2 separate regions of the Mus musculus genome follow, and region 1 is linked to region 2. The links are chromatin loops, found by intact Hi-C in ENCODE. Cell type or tissue: left cerebral cortex. All regions are shown on one strand. Each heading gives the region's core, and the rest is flanking DNA. Links, peaks and the distances in the headings are about the cores only. Region 1 overlaps Tmem117 (transmembrane protein 117). Region 2 overlaps Tmem117 (transmembrane protein 117).

Region 1 (5,383 bases), core at 68-5,067, 110 kb after region 2:
GCAGAACTGTTATTTTAACAGTGTAGATCACCAGCAGCCAGCCCTTGAAAATCAGAAGCCTGCTAGAGCCCTGAGCATGTCAGGACCCTATGTGAGCAGAACCTGTGATGTTTGACAAATTGCCTAAGCCTGCGAACTCTCAATGGGTGCCGGTTAAATCAAAAGAGAAAGAATACATTGTTCTTCTATAGTTGGTTGGGAGACGATGTTGCCATCAGATTAGGGTGTTGTATATATGTGGGTTCAGTTTATTTTAAAGGATGATACCATTATTATAGACATTACATTCACTCAAAATTGTGTTTTTACATATCTTTAAACAATGTCCTTAACTAAAGTAGATCATTACTTGTGAACAAGTATCCTACAGGACAGGAGAATGTGATGGAGACACAATGCTGGATCTATCTATCTATGGTGGCTCTAATCTATACATATGGATCTATCCATTATAGCTTGTAACTATGCATCTCTATGCATACAATGCATGAAGGGTCCAAGTAACCAGTCTGAATGGGGACACTGAATCCAAGGGTTGGCAGATAACTGACAGCATGTTAGATTTGGGCAACCAATGGAATAGCCAAGTCACCAAACCCCAGGGAGGTGGGTGGATGGGGAGTCCAGTCAGGAAATCCTTACAGATGGTGTGGGGGAAGATAGTACAAGTTCTGAGAAGAAACACAGGCTGTCTGGTTGCACACGGTTAGGTTTTTATCCAGCACCCAGAGCTGTGAGGAAGGGCCTTCCGGCAGTACCTGAGGAGGGTAAATGTGTCTTTGTCAGACACCAGTGTCTGGGCTTGGGAACCATTATATGAACCATGCACTGCAAAGGCAAGCTGGTCTGTAGGCCCCATACGCGGCTGCACATGGCCCGGGATACATTATGGCTCTCATTGCCTTTAGGCCCACACTCACATCAAAACTGAGAATAACAGACCATGGACAGAAAACTATAATATCTGGGGGTTTTTCTTCTCTCATATATTACATCTTGAACAAAGTTTCCCCTCCCCTTTATCCCCAGTCTCTCCTCCTCACCTCCACTTTCCCCCCGAACCGCCCGTCTCTCTGCCTCCACTCAGAAAAGAGTAGGCTTCCCAGGGACATCAACCAAACACAGCATGACAAGCTACACTAAGACAAGCCACAGCACACTGAGGCTGGACAAAGCAAGCCATTAGGAAGAAAAGGGTCCCACAAGAAGGCAAAAGAGTCAGGGACAGCGCCCGGCTCTCACCACTAGGATTCCCACAAGGACACCAAGCTGCTCGGCCATGACACCTATGTAGAGGACCTAGCTAGGCTGATAATTTTAAGTATTTGTTCTCAACTAACTTGTCCCTTTTTCAAAGACCTTTCCCTTCACAATACAAACTTGCCTGCTCTGATTACTTACCTTCACAAATACCAGACGGCAGCCTAGTAGCCACCCCATGCCTAATCTCCTATCTCCTGCCTTCCTACTGACTTCCAGATCTCATCCTGTTAGCTTTAAGTGGCCTGCTGAGAGCCCCGGGGTTGTCCTGCTACCACTTCCTTAAGACACTTCTCCCAGATGCCCCAGTATCCTTCACCACAAGACCTAGTCACTCTCAGCCCTTCTCAGTCTTGTCCCTCATAAGGTGAGCCTGTGAACACTGAAGAGATACCCATTGGCCAAGTCCTATTCCAAAGATCATGGCTTACTTTAGCTAATGGCCGTAGGCACAAACTCCACAAACAATCTGTGTCTTAGCAGTTGCTACAAATGATCACTGAAAAGCAGAATATATAAGGTTAGGTGTGGTGGTGCGTAACTTCAAGAGAATCCTGCCAATCAGGTCTACACAGCAGCTTCCAGGCCAGCGAGGGCTATATAATGAAACCCTGCCTCATACACACACACACACACACACACACACACACACACACACACACACACCAGAAGCGCTGAGCCAATCATAGCCGTCACAGGAATCATAGACACCCAGTGGACATAATTAAATACGTTTAGTTAGAGCAGGAGTGTTCAAGGCTGACATTGTTGAAAAACAAATGTCCAATTTCCTGACTTCGATAATGAATCTTAGCTCATTCATCAGCTGGGTGTTCCCAGGTTAGCAGTCAAGCTCATCTGAGTAGCAGCAGGAGCCTGCGTGGGGGGCTCAGCTCCACACTGTTCATTCTCCCTGCGTGCTCATGAAAAAGTGATGCAATTATCACAGAACAGTCTGTTTCGAATCGTGCCTTTAAAGTACACAGCAGATGATGATCAGGATATCTTTGGGGATCCACAAAACCAGAAACTGCTTATAGTTAGGGCTGAAACAAGCAGTCTGGTATGGTGCTGTGCTGGAACCCAACACATTCAAAGTTCAATGGGAGGAAACCACACACACACACTCGATTTGCTTGTGTGAGAGTCCATCTCCACCCTGTAACTATGTGTTAGTCAGGGTTTCTATTCCTGCACAAAACATCAGGACCAAGAAGCAAGTTGGGGAAGAGAGGGTTTATTCAGCTTACACTTCCACATTGCTGTTCATCACCAAAGGAAGTCAGGACTGGAACTCAAGCAGGTCAGGAAGCAGGAGCTGATGCAGAGGCTGTGGAGGGATGTTACTTACTGGCTGGCTTCCTCTGGCTTGCTTACCTTGCTTGCTTATAGAACCCAAGACTACCTGCCCAGAAATAGCACCACCCACAATGGCCCCTCCCATCTAGATCACTAATTGAGAAAATGCCTTACAGCTGGATCTCATGGAGGCATTTCCTCTAGGGAGGCTCCTTTCTCTGTGATAACTCCAGCTTGTGTCAAGTTGACACACAAAACTAGCCAGTACACTATGAAACCTTGCTTAGCATTAGAAATGACCTGAAACAGAACTAAATATTTCCTTAGATCCCATACAAAAAAAAAAAAAATGGAGAAACTCTCTTTGACAATAGTTGCAGTATATTCCTGAAAATAACTCCTAACAGGGGTGTAAAATAGCAAAAAGTGTATTTCTGAGCCAATCACAGACATATACCCATTCATGATAAAGTGTAGCAATGTTTATCTAGGAATGGGATACACATATACATTAAATAAGCAAAACTGGTTGAGGGCCTCCTTAGTACAGGAATCCCATCTTGTACATAGCCTCTATTTTGTACTAAGCTAATTTCAAAGAAACAACTGAATTCCCAGAAACAGCTTCTGGCCCCAGGTCTCCCATATGAACGTATTCCATAATATCTCACCCTATGGTTTCTTGGTCAGCATCCAGTCAGGACTGGACCTCAGTAGCTGCTAAATACTCCAACTAGTTGGTTTCAATCCAGACCAAGTTATCAGGAAAACCATCTGAGGTACTTGACAGATAATAACCAACTTAAAATGTGAGGCATGAAAATGGCTAGACACATACAGTGTATGCACATACTCACTGGTTGTCTCTACCCTACCCTTCCCCACCTAATTTGTGATTTTTGACTTTAAAAGGTTGCTCTGTCCTACCCCTGCTCACACACTTTGGACCCTGAACGCAAGCATCTCCCTGATATATCGGCTTTTTTAATAAAGTTTTGTTGGTTTGAACTTGGTTTTTATAGTGGATTATTCCCAAATTCTTGGACCCTAACAGAACTCATCTATCTGGAGACGTGAGATTCCCTTGATGCCATCACTAAAATCACATCCTACAGGGGGCAAGGAGGAATGTCTGTAACCCCCGCCCTCAAGAGACTTGGGACAAGGCCTCAAAACCTTGGGAATCAAAATTTTCAATTCCCTGGGAAGCAAACTGGGCTCCGCAGAAGGAGCCACTGACAGGGTTCTTTGGGCAGGGATGACCCCGAACTAGGAAAGATAGTGAGCCAACTCCTGAGACACGTGGCTAAAGGAGATTCTGAAATTCTTCATGGTCTCACCAATTATAATGAAACTAGCATAGCAGCCAATCAAAATTGTAATAATGTCACTGCCTTGTCCCTACCAATCATATTAGAGGTGACCCAACCCTTCTGGAAAATTCCCCTAGCCCTAGTCATTGCCATTCTGATGAATGCTTGACCCCTGCATGCTGGCAATTTCTGCAGAATAAATGCTCTTTGCCTTTGCACACCATTTGAGTCTTGAGTCTTCCTTCAGTGATTCTTGAACCCTAACAAGAAGGATTGCGAATTTAAAATCAGGGTAGACCACACACACACACAGCAAAGTCAAGATTAGTCCTGGGCATAGCATAAAACATTCAAAATAAGAAAGAAAAAACAAAGTCAGATATTATGTAATATTGGAGAATTCATTAAGGGAGACAGGACAAACTCTCCTTTGACCAAACTGTAGCAAGATGTATACATCAACGAACTAACGCATCATCTAATTTTGCTACTTCGCCTTATCCCCTTGGCATCCTGGAACGCCAGCCTCATTCCAGGTCTGTGGTTTGCCAGGAAACTGCTCCCTGCTCCTGACACACTTGCTTTTATATTTTCAACAATCAACCTCTTTGCCTTTTTAAATGGAAATAATGTCCTCATTCTATTTCCCTTTGCTGAGCCGCCACTGAAGCGGAGCCCGGCTCTGCCCTCTTCTAAAACAGTAGTCTCTTCCCAGTTAATAGAGTTATTTTTTTAAATTGTTAATTAAATGGCAATTGTTAGAAACAAATGCGTCTCATTACTCAGTGAGAAAGGAATTAGCTTCTACATTAACCTGCATTCTTTTCATGAACCCATTTTCACCATTTTTTTTCTTTCTTCTTGAGGTTTTAAACCATAAGCATGCAAGAGTTCACCACTAAAATATGAAAAACATTTTAAAATTGGAAGGAACAGATACCCAACAGTCTATCACTCAGTACAACGATCCCAATTTCCTTCCAATACATTTCTTGTACAGATTTTTAAGTCAAGAAATCAAATGTATTAAATTTGTATTAAAATGTGCCCAAAGGTTAAAGCAGATGATAATGTGATAAAAACTGAATCGTCTATAAGCAAAACGGATAACCCATATGTTTCAATACATTTGTAAAAACAAAGATACTCTAAGGATTTGTTGTTTAGTTGCCTCTGAAAAACATTCCATCCCAGAAGGAAGCTCCTTAAACAGAAGTAAACAACTCAAAACAGCTTTAGGTGGTCTCTGAAACCTACCAAACTCATTAGGGCTTTAGGTCTCTCCTTCCCCCCCACCCCTTCCCTCCTCTCCCTCCCCCTCCCCCCCCTCCTCTCTCAGAGTAAGCAATTAAGTCACTCTCAGAAAAGCCACACTGCCAAAACTCTGAGACAAGACCTAGCTGCTTGGACGAATTTTAGAGGAACTGTGGCACTTGGAAAGGACACTTTCCAACCGGTGGAGCTGCCCACAGGTTGCTCCAGGTTCCCCACTTTTGTGAGCTGTCACCCAA
Region 2 (5,383 bases), core at 124-5,123:
ATTGTATCTTGCATCTTGGGTATTCTAAGTTTCTGGGCTAATATCCACTTATCAGTGAGTACATATCATGTGAGTTCTTTTGTGATTGGATTACCTCACTCAGGATGATGCCCTCCAGGTCCATCCATTTGCCTAGGAATTTCATAAATTCATTCTTTTTAATAGGCGTTCATATCTTAAATCTCACTGCAGCTCCCACTCCCTCTTCTCTACCCGTAGTTCTTGAGAGGATTAAGAATAACGGCTGTTTCTGATGATTGTCAGAAGTCTGCACAGAATACAGCAGATACGGGCGGGGCCCTGAAATGTTTTCAGGCCACCGGGCATCAGCTCACTGAAAGGTGCTGAATAAATTAAGCCAAAATTATAAACCTCGTTGATGTGTTTGAACTTCTCAGCAAACATTCCTCATTCATATTTAATTGCTCCGCCGGGACTGTTCTTCTTTGGAGTGGTTCCAGACATTATTTCCATTCCATTAGTAAGCTTGCAGGGTGTCTACTCCTTAACCCAAAATGATTGATCCTATAAAAGCCTCTCCAGTTGCTGACCTGAACACTAATTGAGTTTGTGTATAGATTAAAAGGAAAACATGTTTTCAGAAAAGTTTCTACATATATTGCTGTCACTTAAATTCCTTGTTAATGGGGGGGGGGGACGGCACAACAAAATGATGATACTTGGTGTCTTCTCTGAATTGGCTTTAGAAAATGTGGTGGTGTGAAGCAAACTAGGATCCAAAGCTGGGGGAAGGCATCTAAAATAGCTCTTCCAATGCAGAACAAGACAGTCTCATTTCAAGAGAGAACAAACGTCGGTGGATATGCTAATGTCTGTTCTTGCAGACTCCAGCTCTGGCTGCAGATACATCCATCGTAGAGGCATACAGAATCCCTGTATTCTACTGAAGAGAGCAAGAGTCCATGATGCCTTGTTTCTGTGTTCCAATTGGGAGTTACTGAACGTGGTGTGCCCCCAAAGGCTCATGGGTTACCTCTAAACACTTGGTCTCCAGCTGGTGGTGGCCATGGTTTGAAGGGTAGCAGAGAACCACTAGAAGCTAGAAATTTTGAAGGAAGTGGAATGCAGGAGACAGGGCCTTTACAGTCTGGACTCACTTCCTGTCCACCTTCTCCTTCCAGACTGTGGACACAATGCAATCAGCCATCTCCAGCTCCTGCAGCCAGTCTTCACTGATGAGACATTGGGGACTGGTCCCCTTGGACTATCACTCAAAATAAACTCTCTTCCCCTAAGCGCTTCCTTGTCAGGTATTTGGTCATAGAAAATAAATCTAATATACAGGAGAAATGGTTAAATGTTTCTTCACATGTTTTACAAAAAGACAGGAAAATGGTGATGTACAGAGACAGAATTCATCAAGATAAGATATATTTAAATAATGTTTATGAGTTTGTATATGGTTTGAGATTCTGATCTTATAATCTGCACACTTATTCAACTCTTTACTTTTCTACAGACTGTAATGAAATAAAAATTCTTGTTTCTAGCGTAATTAAGATGAGCAAAAGCATTTTCTACAAGTTATGCATATAATAATAGTTTATATAATGTACATATGGAATTATATGAATATAGCCAGCACATTCTTTCTAGACAGTTGTCTTAATTGGGGTTTCTATTGCTATGAGGAGACACATGGCCACAGCAACTCTCATGAAGGAAAGCTTGTAATTGCAGCTGGTTTTCAGTTCAGAGTTTTAGCTCATTATTGTCATGTCAGAAAGCATGACAGTGTGCAGGCAGACCTGGTGCTAGAGACAGAAATGAGAGTTATACATCCAGATCTACAGGCAGCAGGAGGAGAGAGAGGACAGACAGACAGACAGACAGACAGACTAGCCTGGCTTGAGCATTTGAAACCTCAAAGCCCATCCTCAGTGACACAGTTCCGTCAACAATGCCACACCTACTCCAAGCATACACCTCCTAGTAGAGCCGCTCTCTGTGAGCCTCTGGGGACCGTTTTCATTCAAACCTCCACACCAGCCATCCCTATTTTAAAGCTAAGCAGATCTTCAATTAACTCCGTTCTATATTCTGATCCGATTAGCTTTTTGCTAGCCCTCTTTTTGATATATATTCAATGTACCATCTGTAATCCTCTCACTGCACCAACCAGTGTCCTTGGCACTGCGTTTGGTTGCCACACAGACTATTTTCCTTCAGTAAGTGAAATGAGGAAACACGTACTACATAAAAAGAACGGGGCTGAGGAGACAGCCCTGTGGTAAGTATATGCTGTACAACCACGAATCATCTGATTGTGGATCTCCAAGTAAAAGGTTGAGTGTGGCAGCAGGCTCCTGGAACCAGAGAGCTCATGGTTGGGTGTTAGGGAAAATGGGGATATGTGGCCTTTCTGGCTAGTGGTCTAACCAACAGGCAGAGAGTTCCACGTCTAGTGAAACATTCTCTCTAGAGCATTGATTCTCATCCTGTGGGATCATGGCCTCTATGGGGTCAAAGCCCACAGAAAAACAAACATTTAAATTATGATTCATATCAGTAGCAAAATTACAGTTATGAAGAAGCAATGAAATCATTTTATGATTCAGGGTCACCATAACATGAGGAAGTGAATTAAAAGCTCACAGCATTAGGAGAGCTGAGAACCGCTGGTCAAGGGATAAGGGCGGGTGGTAAGAGAGGACACCTAACATCCTCCTGTGTCCTCTGAACATGCAACGTATACATGTGTATACATACATGCACCATACAGGTGTGCACACACAGAGAGAGAGAGAGAGAGAGAGAGGGAGAGAGAGAGAGAGAGAGAGAGAGAGAGAAATTGGATCCAAATGGGAGAAGAAGTCACATTTTTGTTTGATGACTGCATGATCTGGTATGTAGGAAAATCTAAAAATTTCACAAACAAACCAAAAGCCTGTTAGAATAAATGAAATCAGCATAGACACAAGAGATTAAATTAACATACAGTAATATATACCTGTACTAAAAAGTAATTGAGAAAAATGCCCCATTTATAACAGCAATAAAAATTTGAATGTAAATTTAACAAAGGTGGCAAACAATCTATATAATAAAAACTCTAAGACACTGATGATATAAAATAGAGACAAAAGGAATGACAAGATCTTACAGGTTCACTGAGTAGGTGGAATGGTCATGTTTACTGATGCCAAGGTGTTCTAAAGGGCTGTATTAATCAAGCCATGTTGTATAAGCATTAAAACAATGATCTGAGGTTCCCATGTCTGGACTCCATGATTGACAAAATAGTCTGACATATTAGCCATCAAAATTATGGTGACATGAAGTCAGTTTAAAAAAAACAAGTGGGAAAGTGTGTAATCAATAGATGTACACTTAAAGGAAGGATGAATTCACTTCAGGGAGAAGTAATGATAGAAAATGGTCCTGCGTAGAAGTAGTGGAGATACATGGATGAATAGATAGATAGATAGATAGATAGATAGATAGATAGATAGATGCATAAAAATTCAAGCAAAAGAAAGCAAACATTTTATAGTTAGTAAGCCTGATTAAATATATATATATTTAATTCTCATAGTAAATTAAAACAATTCTGCATTTATTATTTTTATACTGATAGGAGAAAATAAATGAAATTAAGGAAATCAATGATCCATTCAAAAGATACAAGAGTGTTGAAAAGATGGGTATAAATCAAGATGGCAGAGTTAACACAGGTATATTAGCATTTACATTAAGTATACATAGTCCAAATATGTCAGTCAAAATAGAGTCTCCAAATTATTTCTAAAGCTCAAATGTGAATTTACCTACCTCTATGTCATATAATATATGTGTCTGTGTTGATAGATTCTAAGTAGCCAAAAGTAAAAGAACAGAGAAAAAGATATTTGTGAATAATATTAGACTGGGGCTTTGTTCAGTGGACAAAGTTTGAGGCTGGGGCAGTGGTTCAATGAGGAAAGTGTTTGCCACACAAGAGTGAGGGCGATAGTTCTGATCCCCAGAATCAACATACATGTGCTATGTGGAGACACCCTGCAATTCCAGCCTTAGGAGCAGGGGCAGGGGATCCCTAGAGCAAGATGATTAGTAGGACTGGCCATATTGATAAACTCTGGATTTGAGTAATAGACCCTGCTTCAATGAACAAGATACAAAAATGATGGAGTCCCTGCCTGCTAACTCACCAAAAAGCACACCCAACGTCAGTAAAATGCACCACAAACCTGCCTCACAACTCTGCCTGGCTTTCTCAGAGGCCTTACCATAACACCAGGTAAACCAGGCAAGCTCTCAAACACCTTGGGAAGTGCACCAACACAGGTACTACAACCCAAACCCTGGGCTCAATTTCCTGCCCCACAACTCTGTCTGCTTACTTGAAATCCTACCAGTACAAGAAACACCAGGTAAGACACCACACCACCTGCCAACAACAACACCTGCAAGCCCCACCCTGCCAACTTGCCTAAAGAGCACCCAAAAGTAGTAAACTGTACCCCATATCTTGCATTCCACCCCCAACCCACAACTCTGCCTGCATTCCTGGAGGCTTTGCTGGCACCACGGACAACTAGGTAAGACCCTGCCCCAAGTGCTTGCCCACCATATTCCCCTAACACACTTATCATCCTTAAACTTCAGTTGATGCTCTGGAATCCATTTTTTTAGCCCATAAGTTTGCCTTCTTTCCTGGAGACCCACCAGCACCAGGGACTCCAGGCCATATTGGTACTATGGACCCCAGAGGCAAGGTGGGAATCCAAAACCTCAGAGGTCACACATGTCACAAAAGCCTCAAGGGAGACACCCTTACTAGACATGAAGACTAACTAGTCACCAGAACCCAGGCCAGTCAGGGCAGCAGACAAAAAGGAAACAGAAACCAAGGGGGGAAACATTAAAAAAAAAAAAACAAACCACCCATCCAATAAAGATAAACTCAGAAATCAGCATCTAAACTGATAATAACCACAAAGCCCAGATGCCTAAAGGCCAGTGTAAAAAAAATCAACAACAATCAGGGCAATATGGCATCTCCAGAGCCCAGCTATCTTACTACAGCAAGTGCTAGACATCCTAAGGTAACTGAAGCCTAAGATGATGCCCTTAAATCCAATCTTATATAGACAATAGAGTCCTTTAAAGAGGAAATTAATAAATCCCATAAAGAAATACAGGAAAATACAACCAAACAGGTGAAGGAGATGAATAAAACTGTTCATGATCTGAAAATACAAATACCACCAATAAAGAAAAGACAAACTGAGAGAATCCTGAGGATGGAAAACCTAGGTAAGAGGACAGGAACTACAGACTCAAGCATGATCAACAGAATACAGGACGTAGATGAGAGAATTTCAGGCGTAGAAGAGAGGATAGACAATATATTGGTCAAATA

The links. Peaks named below come from ENCODE experiments on the same cell type or tissue, not always from the same donor. Only the 100,000 strongest peaks of a DNase experiment are listed, where the experiment ranks them.
Region 1: it touches region 2 in a loop (2.7-fold over the local background); 2 of 42 quality-filtered maps call a loop at or near these places.

The regions. Positions count from the first base shown.
Region 1 is chr15:94,856,643-94,862,025 of GRCm38, reverse strand. The region is part of intron 3 of Tmem117 (transmembrane protein 117); the gene reads right to left. Among named protein-coding and RNA genes, the nearest start is that of Gm31007, 36 kb to the left of the region's middle. In left cerebral cortex, for the core only: no CTCF peak of the experiment used is centred there; DNase peaks (open chromatin) are centred at 656, 2,187 and 4,438.
Region 2 is chr15:94,964,006-94,969,388 of GRCm38, reverse strand. The region is part of intron 5 of Tmem117 (transmembrane protein 117); the gene reads right to left. Among named protein-coding and RNA genes, the nearest start is that of Gm23129, 20 kb to the left of the region's middle. In left cerebral cortex, for the core only: no CTCF peak of the experiment used is centred there; DNase peaks (open chromatin) are centred at 440, 809, 1,735 and 2,179; H3K27ac peaks cover 1,947 bases.